Regions from separate parts of the Homo sapiens genome. Here region 2 is linked to region 1. Evidence: chromatin contacts called from ENCODE Hi-C or POLR2A ChIA-PET data. All regions are on one chromosome and are shown on one strand. Each heading gives the region's core, a stretch centred on a gene start or an enhancer-like site at or near the end of the contact. The rest is flanking DNA. Distances are from core to core; before and after follow the strand shown.

Evidence for each region. A loop is a pair of places that touch in the nucleus more often than their neighbours do. ChIA-PET counts read pairs that join two places held with the same protein, here RNA polymerase II (POLR2A).
Region 2: a map of mammary epithelial cell shows a loop between it and region 1 (13-fold over the local background). The contact joins the enhancer-like site here to the promoter of RAD52 in region 1. A Hi-C loop is called at or near these places in 1 of 168 maps with a recorded cell type or tissue (mammary epithelial cell). POLR2A ChIA-PET finds 5 or more read pairs at or near these places in 3 of 52 experiments (HEK293, PC-9 and activated CD8-positive, alpha-beta memory T cell).

The regions. Positions count from the first base shown.
Region 1 is chr12:947,196-951,766 of GRCh38, reverse strand. RAD52 (RAD52 DNA repair protein) reads left to right here and starts at 2,073. Exons shown (of 12, transcript NM_134424.4): 1 at 2,073-2,165. RefSeq lists enhancers at 1,851-2,120, 1,584-2,242, 2,671-2,750, 2,243-2,901.
Region 2 is chr12:595,986-600,556 of GRCh38, reverse strand. All of the region lies in intron 1 of NINJ2 (ninjurin 2), which reads left to right. Among named protein-coding and RNA genes, the nearest start is that of NINJ2-AS1, 33 kb to the left of the region's middle. Within about 2 kb of position 2,161, at least 2 of the 41 ENCODE cell types and tissues checked have a DNase peak (open chromatin) inside an H3K27ac peak, as active enhancers do.

The sequences.
Region 1 (4,571 bases), core at 824-3,323:
AAGAAAAGTAAAGTAAACCTAAAGTGAGCAGAAGAAAGGAAGTGATGAAGATAACAATGAAAATCAGTGAAACAAACAAATGGAAAAACAATTGTAGTAATTAATAAAACCATGAGCTGGTTCTTTGAAAAGACAGGTAAAATTAATAAACATCTAGCTGGACTAGTGAAAAAAGGAGAGGACACAAATTACCAAAATCAGAAATGAAAGGACACAACAAAGAAAACAACAGAGTGAGAGAAAATATTTGCAAACCATATATCCAATAAGGGGTTACTATCCTATTCTAAATATGTGAAGAAAGCAAACAACTCATAGCAAAATCAGATCACACGACTAAAAAGGGGGCAAAGGGCACCAGGTGCACTGGTTTACACCTGTAATCCCAGTGCTTTGGAAGGCTGAGACAGGAGAATTGCTTGAGGCCAGGAGTTGTGAAAAGCCTGGACAACATAGAAAGACCTTGTCTCTACAAAAAAATTTTAGATTAGCCAGGTGTGGTGACATATGCTTGTAGTCCCAGCTACCTGGGAAGCTGAGGTGGGAGGATCACTTGAGCCCAGGAGTTAGAGGTTGCAGTGAGCCATGATTGCAGCACTGCAGTACAGTCTGGGCAACAGCTTGATAGCTTGAGACCCTGACTCTTTAAAAAAAAAATCATTTATCAAAAGATGACATACAAATGATCAACAGGTTCATAAAAATGCTCAATATTGGCTGGGCACAGTGGCTCACACCTGTAATCCCAGCACTTTGGGAGGCTGAGGTGAGCAGATCACCTGAGGTTGGGAGTTCGAGACCAGCCTGACCAACATGGAGAAACCCTGTCTCTACTAAAAATTCCCCAGAGGCTGGGGAATAAGGGGCTGGGGGAGATAATGGGGAGATGAAGATGTTGGTCTCAGGGTACAAAGTTAACAGTTAAACAGGAGGAATACAATTTTGAGATTTATTGCACAGCATAGTGACTATAGTTAATAATAATTTATTGTATATTTCAAAATTTCTAAGAGAGTAAGTTGAAAATATCTCGCCACAAAAAGAATGATAAGTGGGCTAGGTGCAGTGGCTCATACCTGTAATCCTAGCACTTTGGGAGGCTGAGGCAAGAGGATCACTTGAGGCGAGGAGTTCAAGACCAGCCTGGGCAACATAGCAAGACCCTGTCGCTACAAAAACTTTTTTTTTTTTTTTTGAGACGGAGCCTCGCTCTGTCGCCCAGGCTGGAGTGCAGTGGGGCGATCTCGGCTCACTGCAGGCTCCGTCCCCCGGGGTTCACGCCATTCTCCTACCTCAGCCTCCCGAGTAGCTGGGACTACAGGCGCCCGCCACCACGCCCGGCTAATTTTTTGTATTTTTAGTAGAGACAGGGTTTCGCCATGTTGCCCAGGCTGGTCTCGAACTCCTGACCTCGTGATCAGCCCGCCTCGGCGTCCCAAAGTGGTGGGATTACAGGCCTGAGCCACCACGCCCGGCCCCAGGGGACATTCTAGAGGGGACTTCGCCCCCCAAGCCGCACTTCTCCATTTCCCTGCGGTCGTCGCTAACCGAAGGCGCCATCCGGTGACGACTGGATGTGCGCGGCGGTGGTGAGAGGCCGCGAGAACCACCAGGTCCACCGCTGCCTCGGCCCGGGCGGAATCTGGGAAGGTCTCTGACAACCATTCATCCTCAGATTTTCCCAATTGTGCATGGGTGGGCGGGCCCCGCATCCTAATGGGCACTGGGCATGTGAAGTGTGAACCACCCGGGCCTAACTAGCCGCTGAAGGCCTGACGAAACCGCCAGGCCCACCAGGGGGCAGCAGAGATCCGACGGCCGCGGACCGAGGGAAGCTGGCGGGAAGTAGGAGGCAGAGGGCGCGCAGGGAAGCGGCAGGGCGAGCGGCTCAGAACGTAAAAGCCAGCACCGCGCCTCCAGGTTGCTTTACGGCTGCCGCAGAAGGCTTTGCGGCTCTTTTCCCCTCCGACTTGATTTACGGTTCCTTCTCTGGTCTGTGTTTTTTTTTTTCCCCCTCCGGCGCTGGGCGTGGGTTCGGACCTTCTTCCCAGAGACGCTCGCGCACCCTTCCCATTCTCCTCTGCGCGGCCTCCATCTAAGATCTCTTCCCCTTGTCCATAGCCTAGATCGAGCTCCCTGTGTGCACCGCGCGCTGCCCGAGGCGCGTAAGTGGGGGAGGAGAGCGGCTTCCCCCGGGGTGGTTCTAGCCGTGGGTGTGGAGCGTGGGAAGGCTCAGCTTCCGGGTCGAGAACCTGGGGCTGCGGTGGACCTGATCCTGAGGTCTCAGCGTAGAGATGCTGAGTCCAGAGGCCTGTTCTAGTTCACCAGTGCAGTGAGGGGCTCAGTATCCGGGCCTCCCGAGAGGTGGGTAGGAAGGCGGGGTACAGGAAACTTGGCACCAACGCGCCGGGACCCCACCGCGGTGCGGACAGCCAGGTGTCCGTGGTGGCGCTTCCTTGGAGATGCTGCCTGCAGACAGGCGTGGGGAATCTGAAGTTTGTGTTAATAGCTAAACGAAGTTGAGTTGCAGGGAGCGGGGGACGCTGGGAAGAAATGATTGATTTAAAAGGAATTTGACGCCGGGCATGGTGGCGGCATGCCCCCATGTTCCCTGGAGGTCAAGCCTGCAGTGAGCCGAGATCGCACCCGTACCACGACACTCCGTCCCGGGCGACAGAGCGAGACCCTGTCACGGGGGAAAAAATAAAAATAAAAATTTGACGCTCACTTTAGCTGAGTATTGAGCCTTGTTATAACATTGAGATAGAGGTCTGGCGCGGCGTCTCACACCTGTAATCCCAGAACTTTGGAAGGCCGATGCGGGAGGATCGCTTGAGGCCAGGAGTTCTACGCCAGCCTGGCTAACATAGCGAAACCCCGTCTCTACTAAAAATACAAAACTAGGCAGGCCTGGTGGCGGGCGCCTGTAATCCCCGCTACTCGGGAGGCGGAGGCATGAGAATCGCTTGAACCCAGTAGGCAGGTGTGCCGGTAAGCCGACATCGCACCACTGCACTCCAGCCTGGGGGACAGAGCGAGAATCCATCCAAAAAAAAAAAAGTTATAATTCACGTACAATTAAATTCACTCCCTTTTTTAAAAAAAAGTGGAGACATAGTCTCGCTCTGTTGCCCAGGCTGGAGTACAGTGGCGCCGTCTCGGCTCACTGCAACGTCCGCCTCCTGGGTTCAAGCGATTCTTTGCTTCAGCCTCTCAAGTAGCTGGAATTACAGGCGCATACCACCACACCCAGCTACTTTGTATTTTTCACCATGTTGGTTAGGCTGGTCTCGAACTCCTCGCCCTTCCAAAGTTCAGGGATTACAGGTGTGAGCCACCACACCCAGTCTAAATTCACCCTTTTAAAGTGTGCAATTCAGTGGTTTTAATATATTCACAAGGTTGTGCAATCACCACTATTATCTAATTCCAGAACATTTTTATCATCCCTAAAAGAAACCTTAAAACCATTAGCAGACACCCATTATTTCCTCCTACTCCCAGCAGCACTAATCTATGAATTTACCCATTCTCAGTACTGTATTATACAATATTTGTTCTTTTGTGTTTGGTTTATTTCACTTCATGATTCAAAGTCCATCTATGTTGTATGTAGCATGTATCAACTTCATTTTTTAAATAACTGAATTATTTATTGTGTGGATATACCACATTTTGTTTCTCCATTTTTGATGGATACTGGTGATTTTCTAGGCTTTCTAGGTCTAGTCCTCCACAGAACTCGCAGTCTGAGGCACAGACATTTAAAACTTAAGTTTTTGGAAACTAGCATTTAACTCTTGGGTTGGGTCAGGTAATTCAGTGGCCTCAGGTCTGGTATCGTTTAGGGCAGTTTTTTTTTTGTTTTTTTTTTTTTTTTGAGATGAAGTTTCACTCTTGTTGCCCAGGGTGGAGTGCAATGGCGTATCTGGGCTCACTGCAACCTCACCTCCTGGGTTCAAGCGCTTCTCCTATCTCAGCCTCCTCGGTAACTGGGCTTACAGGCGCATGCCACTATGCCCGGCTAATTTTTGGTATTTTTAGTAGAGACAGGGTTTCACCATGTTGGCCATGCTGGTCTCGAACTCCTGACCTCAGGTGATCCACCCATCTCGGCCTCCCAAAGTGCTGGGATTACAGGTGTGAGCCACCGCGCCTGGGTGGGAGTTTTGTTTTTTTGTTTGTCTGTTGTTTTTTGGGGGGACAGAGTTTCTCTCAGCCTCCTCGGTAACTGGGCTTACAGGCGCATGCCACTATGCCAGGCTAATTTTTGGTATTTTTAGTAGAGACAGGGTTTCACCGTGTTGGCAATGCTGGTCTCAAACTCCTGACCTCAGGTGATCCACCCGCCTCGGCCTCCCAAAGTGCTGGGATTACAGGTGTGAGCCACCACACCTGGGCGGGAGTTTTGTTTTTTTGTTTGTCTGTTGTTTTTTTGGGGGGACAGAGTTTCGCTCTTGTTGCCCAGGCTGGACTGCAGTGGCGAGATCTTGACTCACTGCCACTTCTGCCTCCTGGATTCAAGCGATTCTCCTGCCTCAGCCTCCCGAGTAGCTGGGATTACAGGTGTG
Region 2 (4,571 bases), core at 912-3,411, 350 kb after region 1:
TTGAGATGGAGTCTCCCTCTGTTGCCAGGCTGGAGTGCAGTGGCTCGATCTCAGCTCACTGCAACCTCCGCCTCCCAGGTTCAAGTGATTCTCCCGCCTCAGCCTCCTGAGTAGCTGGGACTACAGGTGTGCATCACCCATGCCCGGCTAACTTTTTTTGTATTTTAGTAGAGATGGGGTTTCACCATGTTGCACAGGCTGGTCTCTAACTCCTGAGCTCAGGCATTCTGCCACCTCGGCCTCCCAAAGTGTTAGGATTACAGGCCTAAGCCACCGCACCTGGCCCCCACCCATTTTGTAAAGCCTCTAGCTCCATTTCCCTCGTTATCTTGACCACCTTTTCCCCTCATAGCCTTGACCACCTTCATTGCATGTCTCCCAGAAGGACTCAGCTGCAAGGACCTCCCAAGATCACTGAGAAATTCAGCCCCGAGGAATTGAAGCTTGGAAGTAGCCAAGACCCCCCAGTGGCTCAGGCGTTCGGAAGGAGTAAAGGAGTAAATGTGAATCTCAGCGCCAATTTGCTTCTGGGCACATTCCTCAGACTCAGAAACCAGGCAGGGGAGGGCTGAGTATCGGGGCCCTGGCAGCTGGGCAGAAGGAGGCGGGCTGGGCCAGAGCTGCTCAAACCTTGGCATCAGAGGTATCCTGAGTGCACGGCTACTCCTGTGCCCGAGACGGGCAATGGGACACTGGCACCATGGTGAATCAGTGGCGGCATCTCGGGGAGGAATGTGAGCCCCCCGGGCGTGCTGGGGTGCAGGTCCAACCAAGCTGAGGAGGAGAGGCAGTAGGCCAAGCGCAGTCGTGGGGCTGGGAGGGCCTCCGCACTTCCAGACTTGCTGGGACTGAGTGGTCCTAATCTCCCAACTCTACTGAGGCAAGTCAGGGTTCAAATTCCAATGAAGCCACGAACATGGGTGGCATCCTGATAAGTCTCTTAACCTCTCTGAGTTGTTTTCTCACCAGTAAATGGGGGGATAATACCCCCTTGTAGGATGTTGCAGAGATCATGTTGTGAGGTCTTACACGCTGCTCAACGTGTGATGGCTTGTGCTGTAGCTAGGACACTCACCCTTTTCTTGGGGGCTATGACCCCCTCAAATGTCTAAGATTTAGCTTCGTCATTCTCATTTCTTATCCACTGACAAATTAACTGGGGCGGGGGGAGGAATACTTTTTTTGAGATGAAGTCTCTGTCTTGTAGTGCGACGGCGCAATCTCGGCTCACTGCAACCTCCGCCTCCCGCGTTCAAGAAATTCTCCTGCCTCAGCCCCGCAAGTAGCTGGGATTACAGGCGCCTGCCACCACACCTGGCTAGTTTTTTGGTATTTTTAGTAGAGACAAGGTTTCTCCATGTTGGCCAAGCTGGTCTCGAACTCCTGACCTCAGGTGATCCATCCGCCTCGGCCTCCCAAAGTGCTGGGATTACAGCCATGATCCACCTCACCCGGCCTGGAATACTTTCCAAATTTGTGCTTTATTTATTTCAATATTTCTCTCTTTTTCGGCTGGTACAAGAAATACATCCTTGTAACAAAAATACAAGCATTGTAGGCTGGGCGCAGTGACTCACGCCTGTAATCCCAGCACTTTGGGAGGCCGAGGCAGGTGGATCACTTGAGCCCAGGAGTTCGAGACCAGCCTGGCCAACATGGTGAAACCCCGTCCTTACCAAAAATATGAAAACTAGCCGGGTGTGGTGGTGCACATCTGTGGTCCCAGGTACTTGGGAAGCTGAGGTGGGAGGATCGCTAGAGCCCAGGAAGTCGGGGCTCCAGTGAGCCGTGATTGTGCCACTGAACTGCAGCCTGGATGACAAAGAAAGATCCTGTCTCAAAAAAAAAGTTAAAATTAAAATATTGTAGAAAATAATATTAAACAGGATTAAAATTTTCCTTAATTCTATCGGCCAAAGATAATTGCTGTTAACAGTTTGGTGTCTATTAGGTGGACCTCAAATGACTCTAATTAGATTGAATTGATGACCATGTTTTAAATGTCTCCCCCCCTTTCTCCTCATTTCTCACAGCCCAAGCTGAGTCACGGGTGAGCTCCTTCGAAAGTGGCCTATGGCCAGGTCCACAGCACTCACACCTTAGACATAGCCCTGTCTGGTAAGATGGGCAAGCTCGGGCAGCCCTCTCCAGTCCTCTCTGGAATTCACTGCCAGTTTCCTCCCTCTGGGCAGAGGGAGGGCAAGGAGGAGGGTGGGGGCGGAATGGAGCTGTGGACACAGCTACCTGCTGAACGTAGATCCGCACTTACCCCCTCGGTGCCCAGGGGGAGGTCAGTGAAAACACCTGTGAAGCAGCCAAGTATGGAAACATCCTTGCGCATACCAGAAACAGGGTGTTGGCAAAGTGCTGTCTGTACATATCTATACACAGACACACACGCATACACACACATTATACACGATTGTGTGAGTGAGCAGTTCTTCCCTTTCCCACCCGTTAACAAGCTCATTTCCTTACAGGAAACTTATCTGCAGATGCTTGTGTTTATATACGAGAGACCAAGCTTTCTCCGCAGGGGACCTCCTACCTACATAAATTAGCCCAGAGCTACAAAGAAAAATCTTACTAGTGATAATAAATGTTCCTTTAAACCAGAAGGGTCCAGCATTATACTAGAGGGCTTCAACAAGGCAAAGGCCTCTGGGCCCTCTGGCCTGTAATAGCCCAGCATTCCCCAAAAGCAACAATGCCCCAGACCCTCCACACCTTCAGTGCAGAGTTGGCTGCACTGCCGAGGTGCAGGCTCCTGCGACACTTCTTGGTGTTCATTGTTAATGGTAACTCCCACTAATACATTCGCCTCTTCTTCAGCTTCTGAGATTCTATCTCCTCCATGAAATGTTCTTGGCCAATGGCAAGAGAAGTGGAAATTTCACTTGGCCCTACTTTGCCTCAAGACGCAATGTCTTCGAGACTTCTTCAATTCATCATATACAAGGAACAGCTCCTTGGTTTTATGTAACATGAATAATATGTGCTGCCCTTACTCTTTGATTTGTCTGACCTATTTTCACTTGTTTGTTCCTTATAATCTTTAAGTCTGTCCATGTCAGACTATGTTCTCCTGTGTCACCATGTTCTTAGTACAACCCTTAGTATCCTGGGTAAACAGTGGAAATCTCAAAAGCCCATCTGTAAGAAAACGTATAATAATAGCAACACTGAGATTTATTGAGTGCCGCACACTCTTACAAGTACTTTACACGCAGTAACCCAGGTAGTGCTCATAGCAACCCTGTCAGGAAGGTGCCATTATCATTTTCATGCTACACATGGGGAGACTGAGGCACAGAAGGGGGAACTGACTTGCACAAGGTCACACAGATGGTGGAACCAGCCATCACCCGGAAACCCACAGCCTACAACTACCAACCACGTAGTGTTTCGCCTTCCATTTTTCCCCTTTGTAGATTAAGGCATTTTGTTTTATTTTAGAAAACTGGGATCATAATTGTACTTAATAGGTGTGTTATTTGGTTTAGGGTATAAATTTGTAATAGTTATGACGTGACTTTTAATTTTAACAAGTTTTTCATGTGACAGAAGCTTAACTTTTTTATGTTTATTTATCTTTTCGACTGTGAATTCTGCCATTTTTTTTTGTTTTTTTTTTGAGACAGGGTCTCACTCTCATCGTCCAGGCTGGAGTGGGATGGTGCAATAATGGCTCACTGCAACCTCGACTTCCTGGGCTCAAGTGATCCTCCCACCTCAGCCTCCTGTAGCTGGGACTACAGGCACACGCCGCCACGCCCGGCTAATTTTTTGTATTTTTGGTAGAGACAGGATTTTGCCATGTCCCCCAGGCTGGTCTCCAACTCCTGGCCTCCAGGGATGCCCCTGCTTCAACCTCCCAAAGTGCTGGGATTATAGGTGTGAGCCACCGCACTCAGCTTGCCACTTTTTTATATTTGGAAAATTCTTCTCCATTGAGTCACTATCTTGTCTTTGGTTTTATTGTTTGTTTGTTTCTTTCTTTTTAAACTTTATTTTTTTAGAGTAAAATTCACAGCGAAATTCATAGCGAAATTGGGAGGAAGGTACAGAAACTCCCCATATGCCTCCTGTCCCTACATACGCACAGCCGCCCCCATTATCAACATCCCCCAGCAGAGGGGTCCATTTGTTGCAGCTAATGAAGCTGCGTTGACACATCATTATCACGCAACATCTATCGTTTACACAGAGTTCACTCCTGCTGTTGTATGTTCTACAGTTTTGGACAAATGCATAATGATGTATTTCCACCATCATACCCTCATACAGAGTATTTTCATTTTGGTAGCTTCCAAGTTTTGGCAGTTATATATAAAGCTTCCGTAAACATCCATGTGCAGATTTTTGTGTGAACGTAAGTTTTGAGTTCTTTTGGGAAAATCCCAAGGAGCGTGGTTGCTGGATCGTATGGAAGAGTATGTTGAATTTTGAAAGAAATTGCCGAACTGTGTTCCAAAGTGGCTGTACCATTTTGCATTCCCACCAGCAATGAACAAGGATGTTGTTCCACATCCTTGCAGCATTTGGTATTGTCAGTGTTCTGGATTTTGGCC